2 separate regions of the Homo sapiens genome follow, and region 2 is linked to region 1. Evidence: read pairs that join two places in POLR2A ChIA-PET (ENCODE). Cell type or tissue: GM12878. All regions are shown on one strand. Links, peaks and the distances in the headings refer to the core of each region. The heading gives the core; the rest is flanking DNA. Region 1 overlaps FNBP1 (formin binding protein 1). Region 2 has its middle 5.0 kb from the start of MIR12126.

Evidence for each region. ChIA-PET counts read pairs that join two places held together with the same protein. Peaks named below come from ENCODE experiments on the same cell type or tissue, not always from the same donor. Only the 100,000 strongest peaks of a DNase experiment are listed, where the experiment ranks them.
Region 2: POLR2A ChIA-PET joins it to region 1 with 6 read pairs; 3 of 35 experiments call an interaction of 5 or more read pairs at or near these places.

The regions. Positions count from the first base shown.
Region 1 is chr9:129,930,478-129,935,854 of GRCh38, reverse strand. All of the region lies in intron 6 of FNBP1 (formin binding protein 1), which reads left to right. Among named protein-coding and RNA genes, the nearest start is that of MIR6855, 64 kb to the right of the region's middle. RefSeq lists enhancers at 2,668-2,817, 2,838-2,897, 2,918-3,017, 3,158-3,227. In GM12878, for the core only: no CTCF peak of the experiment used is centred there; DNase peaks (open chromatin) are centred at 2,974, 3,124 and 3,384; H3K27ac peaks cover 3,829 bases.
Region 2 is chr9:130,243,713-130,249,089 of GRCh38, reverse strand. No RefSeq gene overlaps it. Among named protein-coding and RNA genes, the nearest start is that of MIR12126, 5.0 kb to the right of the region's middle. In GM12878, for the core only: no CTCF peak of the experiment used is centred there; no DNase peak of the experiment used is centred there.

The DNA of each region.
Region 1 (5,377 bases), core at 298-5,297:
CAGTCTATATTTGCTCATCTAGTTAAAAGGTCAAAAGCCATAGGCAGCCTTGAAAAATGATGCAAGAGGGCTGGGCGCGGTGGCTCATGCCTATAATCCCAGCACTTTGGGAGACCGAGACAGGCGGATCACGAGGTCAGGAGATCGAGACCATCCTGGCTAACAAGGTGAAACCCCATCTCTACTAAAAATACAAAAAATTAGCTGGGCATGGTGGTAGGCACCTGTAGTCCCAGCTACTCAGGAGGTTGAGGCAGGAGAATCACTTGAACCTGGGAGGCGGAGGTTGCAGTGAACCGAGATTGCACCACTGCACTCCAGCCTGGGCAACAGAGTGAGACTCCATCTCAATAGAAAAAGAAAAGAAAAGAAAAGAAAAATGATGATGCAAGAGTGGTAAGATGCAAGGTTATAACTCGGTTATACCACATGCCTCATGTGAAATGAGCAAGTTTCTTAGTACACTTGTATTCTCTGCTTATGACAATTGAGACACTGCCAAGAGTGTTATTCTCCTTAATATTTTGAAATATTAAGGAAAAAGTAATATTGAATTAAACAGGCCTGGCATATGGTGCCTCATCATGCCTGTAATCCCAGCATTTGGGGAGGCTCAGGTGGCAGGGTCGCCTGAGCCCAGGAGTTTGAGGCTGCAGTGAGCTATGATGGTGCCACTGCACTCCAGTCTGGGTAACAGAGGGAGACCCTGTCTTAAAAAAAAAAAAAAAAAAAATGAGCTAAACAGGAAATAGCCACACATTTAGGCCATGCTAATAATCTAAATTTAGCTAACTGAATGGATGACGGTATTTTTGTCTTTAAACCCATTAGGATTTCAAAATATTGGGCTACAGTTCAGTTTCTAAAATATTGTTTTCTTTATTTAGAAACTGCAACTCTGACCTTTTAGGCAGTATGGCTTAGTTCCATAATGATATTGAGAATGGACTATGTTAAGAATTACCAAGAAGTGGGCTGGGCGTGGTGGCTCACATCTGTAATCCCAACACTTTGGGAGGCTAACGCAGGCCGAGGCAGGCAGATCACTTGAGGTCAGGAGTTCGAGACCAGCCTGGCCAACATGGTGAAACGCTGTCTCTACTAAAAATACAAAAATTAGCCGGGCGTGGTGGCGGGTGCCTGTAATCCCATATACTCAGGAGGCTGAGGCAGGAAAATTGCTTGAATCTGGGAGGCAGAGGTTGCAGTGAGCCAAGATTGTGCCACTGCACTCCAGCCTGGGCGACAGAGTGAGACTCTGTCTCAAAAAAAAAAAATTACCAAGAAGTGAAATCATGTATAAGCCATACATCCTTAGGTCTGTTTGGATTTATTTGAGGGAGATTCCCAAGGGTTTGTCAAAAAATTCTCAAGTTTAAATTCTGTCTTCCTGTTGGACAACAAAAGCAGCGTAGATCTGATTCTAAGACGTCTGTGACCCAGCCTAGGCAGCGGGGGTTATTCTGGACTTTTTAGAACATTATCTTGAAATTCTGTGACACTGACTCGTTGCAAGTAAAACAAGCCAACTCTCTGTACATCTTTCTGCCCTGTAGTAATATTGCTGTAAGATGCAGTGTCTTTATTCTCAGAATGGGAAATTTAATTTAATTGAAAGAATAGCTTATGGTCTGGTTTAGAATGGAAACACTATCTCTTTGAGGTAATAGTTGCTATTTTTAGACTGACTTTTAAAAAGAGATGAGAAGTCATGATGCTTATTAGCTCCACTTAGTCTTAGACATTAGGAGATAGTCTCCAAAATACCATTAACTGTTATCCCAAATAAGTTCTCCAAAATACAAGATATTTTAAAGGTATTTTTGTCATAATGAGTAATTGATTCAACACTAGTTTTAGCGACTCTTAAATTCCATTGTCAAATAAACAATTTGCTAAACAGAAATAGATTTTCCATAGTGAAATTTGGTTAGAACAATGGTGCATTCCTAGGCCAGAGTTTCAGAAGTGGATATTAATTCAAAGCAGCTGGATGCAGGGACTGAGAAAAAGACAGTCCTGTCTTTTTGCTGCGGCTTTGGAGAATCTGATGTATCACAGTATTTTGCTGTTTTTGAAGGTTTCCCTATCCTTGTAGTCAGTGAGAGTGAGTGAGACTGTAGAAATAGATCGTCCTTTGCAATTGTATGTCCAAGCATGGAAGAAAAACTCCTGGAGAGACAGTGTTCCTTTAACATAAAAGGCAGACCGTCTAAAATATACTTTGATTTATTATCTTCTACACAGCTTACTTTCTAGGCTGGACTGTAGACATGTTGGTCCTTATTCAGCGTCTTCCACAGTTCACGTCTAGGGCCCTTGTTATGTTTTCAGGATTACTGCATAGAAACAGGGCAAAGGGCATTATGAATCTATTAGGAGGTAATATGCTTACAGAAGGAATTATGCAGCTAAAGCTAAAACATGATTAGGGATTCTGTGGAGCTACAGGAAGAGGATCACAGCCACTTCCAACCAAATGGTGCTGGGTGGGGTACCTCTGGCACCAGCTTTCATGGGTAAAATATTCTACTTGGGTAAAATATTCTAAAATATTGGCGTGAGTGGATTTATTGTCAGAAAGCTTTTATCTGCTCTCATGGGTTGTGTGTGTGTGTATGTGTGTGCGTGTAAGTACATGCATACATATTATATATAATGATGGCATTCTGATGTGATGCCTGTTTGAGATCTTAAGTTATTTTAAAAACTCACTTAGATAGAATCTTCAAAATAAACGGGGAAACTACCTCCTGAGCTCTTGCTGTTCTTTACAGAAGAGATGAAGAAATCCCCCACTGGATTTTTGTGAGACTTTCTGAGGAAGCCTTGTGAATAAAATAGAGACTGTTTTAGAAATTTGAGGTCTAATGGGAATTTTTTTTTAAACATTCATAGCGAAATGATACATGATGAAACTCAGCAGCTGAAGAGTTAATAGGGCATTTGTGCTGGACGGGCTCGGGGAACAGATGGAATGCATGTAGGTGGGAAAGCTATTATTTAAACAGAGGAGGGCTACTGTGTGTTGGAAGGGGGTGGATTTTTGAGGGTAGCTGGGTACTTAACATTTTGGGGCTAGACTAATATATTTACTAGTGGACACAGGAAGAAGCAGACGCCAAGGCATATGGTCAGGAAGGGAGTTAACAGGCCACCAACAAAGAGGAAGAATGCGGCAGCTGAAATCAACTGAGGGTAGATGAAAAGAGGATAAAATGGCACCGACAGATCCAAAGGCCTTAAGAAACTCAAAAAACCTCAGTAATAAGGAAATGTGTTTGGAAATACTGATATTGTTACCTTCATTTGGGAAGTGTTCACGTGTGAATAGGGAAGAAAATAAGGGAAGCAACTGTGAATTACCTTAGGCTTTCACCAGATGAGTATGAGTAAAATGTGTGAAGTGAAATTCAGGTTAACCCTTCAAGTCACATAGGCAGGAAACCAATAAAGAAGATTGACATGAAAAAAAAAGCCAATACTAAATGTTCCCATCAAGAAGAAAGTGGAACAAATACTTCAGCTTTCCTCTCATGTGTTTCTTTTCTTTTCTTTCTTCCTTCCTTTTTCTTTCTCTCTTTCACTTTCTCTTTCTTTCTCTTTCATTCGTTTGTTCTTTTTTTTTCTTTTCTTTTTTTTGAGAGAGATAGTCTGGCTCAGTCGCCCAGGCTGGAGTGCAGTGGTGCGATCTCGGCTCGCTGCAACCTCCGGCTCCTGGGTTCAAGCGATTCTCCTGTCTCGGCCTCCCAAGTAGCTGGGACTAAAGGCGCCCACCACCACGCCCATCTAATTTTTGTATTTTTAGTAGAGACGGGGTTTCACCATGTTGGCCAGGATGGTCTCAATCTCTTGACCTCGTCATCCACCCGCCTCAGCCTCCCAAAGTGCTGGGATTACAGGCGTGAGGCACCGCACCTGGCCTCTTTCGTTCTTTCTTCCCTTTCTTTCTCTCTTTTCTTCTTTTCTGTCTTTTTCTTGTGTTTCTGATTTTCTTTCTTTCATGATTAGGTCTTAATTTTCTTGTTTTTGTTTGTTTGGTGTTTTGTTTTGTTTTTTGAAACAGTCTTGCTCTGTTACCCAGGCTGGAGTGCAGTGGCGCAGTCACAGCTTACTGTATACTTGACCTCCTGAGCTCAAGCAATCCTCCCACCTCAGTCTCCCAAGTAGCTGGGACCACAGGCACACATCACCACACCCAACTAATTTATTTATTTATTTATTTATTATTTTATTATTATTATTTTTTGAGACGGAGTCTTGCTCTGTCGCCCAGGCTGGAGTATAGTGGCGCGATCTCGGCTCATTGCAAGCTCCGCCTCCCGGGTTCACGCCATTCTCGTGCCTCAGCCTCCCGAGTAGCTGGGACTACAGGCACCCACCACCACACCCGGCTAATTTTTTGTATTTTTTTTAGTAGAGACGGGGTTTCACCATGTTAGCCAGGATGGTCTTGATCTCCTGATCTTGTGATCTGCCCACCTCAGCCTCCCAAAGTGTTAGGATTACAGGCGTGAGCCACCGCGCCCAGCCAATTTATTTGTTATTATTATTTTTTGACACAGGGTCTCGTTCTGTTGCGCAGGCTGGAATGCAGTGGTAGTGATCACAGCTCACTGCAGCCTCAGCCTCCCAGGCTCAAGCAATCCTCCTGCCTCAGCCTCCTGAGTAACTGGAACTATAGGCACATACCACCATGCCCAGCTAATTTTTGTAGAGAGAGGGGTCTCACCATGTTGCCCAGGCTGGTCTCAGTTTCCTGGGCTCAAGCAATCTGCCCACCCGAGCCTTCCATAGAGCTGGGATTGCAGGCGTGATCTACCACACCCAGCCAGGTCTTAGTTTTCTGAAACATTGGTTCAGTAAAACAAAACAAAAACAAGCAAACAAACAAATAGTTGCCCTGGTTATGTTGGAAGACAGCCTATTTCCTGTTGTGTTTCTGGCTTACTGCAGTGAATTTGCCAGGTCACTTAAAGACCAAAAACCCTATCTTCATCTGGCAGGAGGTAGTTTTTTGCCTTGTGTGGACCTCAAATTGTGTTAGAGATTCACAAGATTATATTTATCAAAATAACACCACAATGCTATGTGAATCTAAGGTGGTATTAACGGCACAACCTCTTGTACTTCTGGATGACTTTAGAATTTATAGACATTCCTGTTTGAACTTTAAAATCCATTCTGCAACTAGTCAACAATTGTTGCCCCTTTTTTAGGTATGTGATCAATCAGAATATGAATTAGAGAAAAACAAATGTGTAAATTATTGATTTTTTAGGAGAAAAGCAATGCAGTAAAACATAAAATAGCACTCCTCAAAAAACATAAAAAGCATAAAGAAGTTGCCATACTTATTCCCTCTTTAGCATATATA
Region 2 (5,377 bases), core at 137-5,136, 310 kb before region 1:
ATCGCTCCCCAAAATAAAATATTAGGTATAAATCTAACAAACTGTACACAGGATTCATGTGCTGAAAACTAATACAAATGCTGATGAAAGCGAGCAAAGAAACCTAAAGAAATGGAAATACATACTCGTGTATGGACTGGAAGGCTAAACACAGTAATTGATCTGTAGACGTAATGCAATTCCAGTGAAAATTGCAGCAGGTTTTTTTGAAGGTATAAACAAGCTGATTCTGAAATTTATACTGAAATGGCAAAAGAAATACCCAAGACAATTTTGAAAAATGAAAACAAAGTGGGAGGAATTTCACTACTGAATTATAAGACTTACTGTACAGCAGCAGTTATTAAGACAGTGTGATATTGGCAAAGGGATGCATAGATCAGTGGAACAGAATCGGAAGTCCAGAAATAGACCACACAATTATGGCCAATTGATTTTTTTTTTTTTTTTTTTTTTAGATGGAGTCTCACTCTGTTGCCAGGCTGGAGTGCAGTGGCGCGATCTTGGCTCACTGCAACCTCTGCCTCCTGGGTTCAAGCGATTCTCCTGCCTCAGCCTCCCGAGTAGCTGGGACTACAGAAGTGCGCCACCACGCCCAGCTAATTTTTTGTATTTTTTAGTAGAAACGGGGTTTCACCGTGTTGGCCAGGCTGGTCTCTAACTCCTGACCACCCGCCTCCGCCTCCAAAAGTGTGGGATTACAGGCGTGAGCCACCGCACCCGGCCTGGCCAATTGATTTTTGATAAAGGTGCGAAGGCAATTCTGTGGAGACAGGATATTCTTTCCCACATATGGCCTTAGAACAATTGGACGTCCGTATGCAAAAGAAAAAACAAATAATAATAAACAAAAAATGAACCTTGACCTAAACCTCACACCTTATACAAAAATTAATTCAAAATAAGTCATAGGTCTAAATAGAAAAAACATAAAACTCTCAAACTTTTTTTTTTTTTTGAGACGGAGTCTCGGTCTGTCGCCCAGGTTGGAGTGCAGTGGCGCGATCTCAGCTCACTGCAAGCTCCGCCTCCCGGGTTCACGCCATTCTCCTGCCTCAGCCTCCCGAGTAGCTGGGACTACAGGCACCCGCCATCACGCCCGGCTAATTTTTTGTGTTTTTAGTAGAGACGGGGTTTCACCGTGTTAGCCAGGATGGTCTCGATCTCCTGACCTCGTGATCCGCCCGCCTGAGTCTCCCAAAGTGCTGGGATTATAGGCATGAGCCACCGCGCCTGGCCAAAACTTTCAAACTTTTAGAAGAAACACAGGAGAACAAATATTCACCACCTGAGGATAGGCAGAGAGTTCTTACACATGACACCAAAAGCACAGTCTATGACAGGAAAACTTGAGAAGCTGACTTTATCAAAATTCATAATGTGGCCTGGCATTGTGACTCAACGCCTGTAATCCCAACACTTTGGGAGGCTGAGGCAGGTGGATCACCTGAGGTCAGGAGTTTGAGACCAACCTGACCAATATGGTGAAACCCTGTCTCTACTAAAAGTACACATTTAGCCGGGCATGGTGGCACGTACCTGTAATCTTAGCTACTCGGGAGGCTGAGGCAAAAGAATCGCTTGAACGTGGGAAGTGGAGGTTGCGGTGAACCAAGATTGTGCCATGGCACTCCAGCCTGGGCAACAAGAGCAAAACTCCGTCTCAAAAAAAAAAAAAAAAAGAAAAGAAAAGAAAAGAAAAAAGAAATTTATTTCTCACAGTTCTGGAGACTGAGAAGTTCAATATCAAGGTGCCAGCACCTTGTAAGGGCCTTCATGGTGTGTCATCCCATGGCAGAAGGTGGAAGGGCAAGTGAGCGTGAGAAAGAAAGAACCCACTCCTCAAAGCCCGCCTTTTTAAAATTTTTTTGAGACAGGGTCTCACTCTGTCACCCAGACTGGAGTGCAGTGGTTTGATCTCGGCTCACTGCAACCTCTGCCTCCCAGGTTCAAGTGACTATCCCACCTCAGCCTCCTGAGTAGCTGGGATTACAGGCATGTGCTACCACACCTGGCTAATTTTTGTATTTTTTGGTAGAGACGGGGTTTCACCATGCTGGCCAGGCTGGTCTCTAACTCCTGACTTCAAGTGATCTGTCTGCCTCAGCCTCCCGGAGTGCTGGGATTACAGGTGTAAGCCACCGTACCCAACCAAGGCATTAACCCACTCATGAGGGCAGAACTGTCATGGCCTAACCACTTCCTAAAGCACCAGCTCGTAATACTGTCACAATGGCAATTACATTTCAAACACGTGTTTTGGAAGGAACATTCATGGAAGTAACACCCAAGCTTCATTGGAATAAAAAGGCTTTTTCTTCTGTGTTTTTTGGTATGGATTTGTTAAACATTTCAAGCTCATTCCGTTGGATATAATTTAATCTTGTTCTTCATAGTTGAAGAGCACTCACTCATAGCATTAAGGTGCAAAGTATATTATTTTTTATAATTATCAACTTAATACACACATACACAAAGGATTAGGGAACAGGCCGGGTGTGATGGCATGTGACTGTAGTCTCAGCTACTTGGGAGGCTGACATGGGAGGATCACCTAAGGCCAAGAGTTCGAGACTGCAGTGAGCTATGATCACACCACTGTACTCCAGCCTGGATAAAAGAGTAAGGCCCTGTTTCAAAAAAAAGAAAAGAAAAAAAGAGAGATTAGGGAAAAGAAGCTGCTCAGAGTCACCAGCTGGTGCTTCCACTGGGTCTCAGCCTGGTCTTGTTGACTCAGAGGCCAGGACATGGTGCTGGTGACGTGCTACCCCTATGGACAGCAGGGACCGGGGCTCTGGGAGTGGCTATGTGTCCTCCAAGCTGGTGCTCCCTGGAGAGGCTGTTCCTACTTGTAAGGAAACAGAGGAACACATTGCAAAACCTTTCATTTCACTTGATGGGAAACATCATTTTATCATCCTTCTCTGTCACCTGCATCTTTCTAACCTCTCAGTTTTTCTCTGGCACTGAGCAAAAGCTTAGCCCACTTTGTGCTGGGGATTGAGCTGGGGAATTTCCAAGTAGTGATTCTAGTGACAGTGATTGCATATAGCAGGGCTCTATTTGATGTAAACTCATCACAGGCCCTGGGGCTCCAGTTTTCCTATTTATCTGGCTATATGGGTCCTCGTGGCTCCAGAAAAAGCGGGGGCAAGGGCCAGACCAATTTTTTTTTTTTTTTTTTTTTCAGATAAAGTCTCACTCTGTCACTCAGGCTGGAGTACAGCGGTGCGATCTCAGCTCACTGCAACCTCCACCTCCCAGGTTTAAGAGATTTCTGGCTAAATTTTGTATTTTTAATAGTGACAGGATTTCACCATATTGGCCAGGCTGGTCTCGAACTCCTTACCTCAAGTGATCCACGCGCCTCGGCCTCCCAAGGGAGGAATTACAGGCGTGCGCCACTGCGCCCGGGCCAGGTGCCCCAGAGATAGCTCCCTGGGTGGTTGTGGGGGGCCCCTTGGGGTTGGTGGGGCAGAGGTCATGTTGGCAGTGGGGAGCCTCCCTCTGCTATCGACTAGTTCATGACAGGCTCCTGTTTCAAGGTATTTTCCTCTCTGAAATTTTGGACTTGGACCCAGATCTTGAGTGCAGCTTCACCCATGGCCCAAGTGGCAAGAAATAAAAGCTGATAGCCAAATCGATGGACCAAAATGAAGGGGCAACAACTTTGGGGTGGAGAGAATTGGATAATATCAATGACATTCACTGTTTTCACGTAGGAAAGGCCCTCAGACAGATCATCTGAGCATCACACAGATGCTCCCCAGCAGCCCTATGAGAAACGTGCTTCTATTATCCTCACTTTAAAGAGGAGGAAACTGAAGCTCAGAGAAGTTCAGATTCAGTCTATCTCCAAAGCCAACTGCTGGTGGGGATGCAGCCAGCACTGGAACCCAGAGAAGGAACCTTAACTGCCAGTCATGCTGGATGAGATGAGAAACTTTGGGACAAGAGGTCCCTTCGCCCCAAATTTAATTTACAGCCAGATGGGTATGGCAACCACAGTAGCTTCAAGACATTTGAAAACCAGCCAAGAGCACCAAAGAGAGCCGGCTTTCTCCAGCCCCACCTGCCCGTCATATCCCAGGCCTCCCTAGGTCCCCCACTGGCCAATCAGAGTCCCTCTTATGGGGGAAACCCTTTCTCCAGCCCTGTCGCAAGACTGGTTAGGAGGGTGAGGATGGGGCCGAGGCCTCGGGGGTCTCAGGGCTTATGGGAGTGGCCGGTTCATCACCTTCCTTTACTTCTGGGAGAGCCCCTGGCAGGGAGAGGCCAGAAGTCAGCCAAGGACACCTGCTGCCCTGTGGCCACTGGGGCTGGGTGGTTCCGAGGAGCCACGGATCTGACTTGTGCTTGCACCAGGAAGGTGGCTTCTCCTCACACGAGGGCTCAGCCCTGTGGCCTCGTGGAAAATTTCAGATTCTGGGAAGTGCTGGTTCTAGGTGACCCAAGGGAGAGGACATCAGGCCAAAGGTGATGCGTCACGGTGGTGGTCACAGTTTGGGGTCCAGTTGGCCTCAAATCCCCTCTGCCTTTTTTTTTTTTTTTTTTTTTTTGAGACAGAGTCTCACTCTGTCGCCCAGGCTGGAGTGCAGTGGCGTGATCTCAGCTCACTGCAACCTCCACCTCCCAGGTTCAAGCAATTCCCTGCCTCAGCCTCCTGAGTAGCTGGGATTACAGGCACCTGCCACCACGCCCGGCTAATTTTTGTATTTTTAGTAGAGACAGGGTTTCACCATGTTGGCCAGGCTGGTCTCAAACTCCTGACCTCAGGATCCACCCGCCTCGGCCTCCCAAAGTGCTGGGATTACAGGCGTGAGCTACCGTGCCTGGCCCCCTCTCTGCCATTTATCAGCTGTGTGACCCCAGGCAAGTCAGTGAGCCTCTCTGAAGCTGTTTCCTCATCTGGAACTGGGGACAACTGTAGCTACCTCATGGGGCATAAGAGGAACAGCACACAGGAGCGGTGGTGGCAGAGCCACGGGCCAGGAGGGGCTGAGAGCCGGTCATGAGCATAGCAGTGACCACAATGGTGGCAGCAGCAGCATGCAAGCCATGGGTCCGGGTACCATCTGCCAGGTAACACGGTGCACAGGGAGTCCCACGGGTAACCCCACCTGCAGCTCTGGGTGTGCCCGGGCTGGGAGGGGTGCCTGAGACCCTGCCTACCCACACTTGCCATTTCCATTCCTGTGCCCTGGGGACCCCTCCCTGGGGCACACCCCGTCCTGCCCCCAGACTCAGCACCCCCAACCTTTGCCCACAGTGCTTACCTGAGTGGCCACCCCCCTGGGAATGGGGCCCTGGGGCACTCTTGGGATCCAGTGCCCCCAGTGCTTGGCAGGCTGTGGGAGGGACCTCCTTCGTGGGCCCA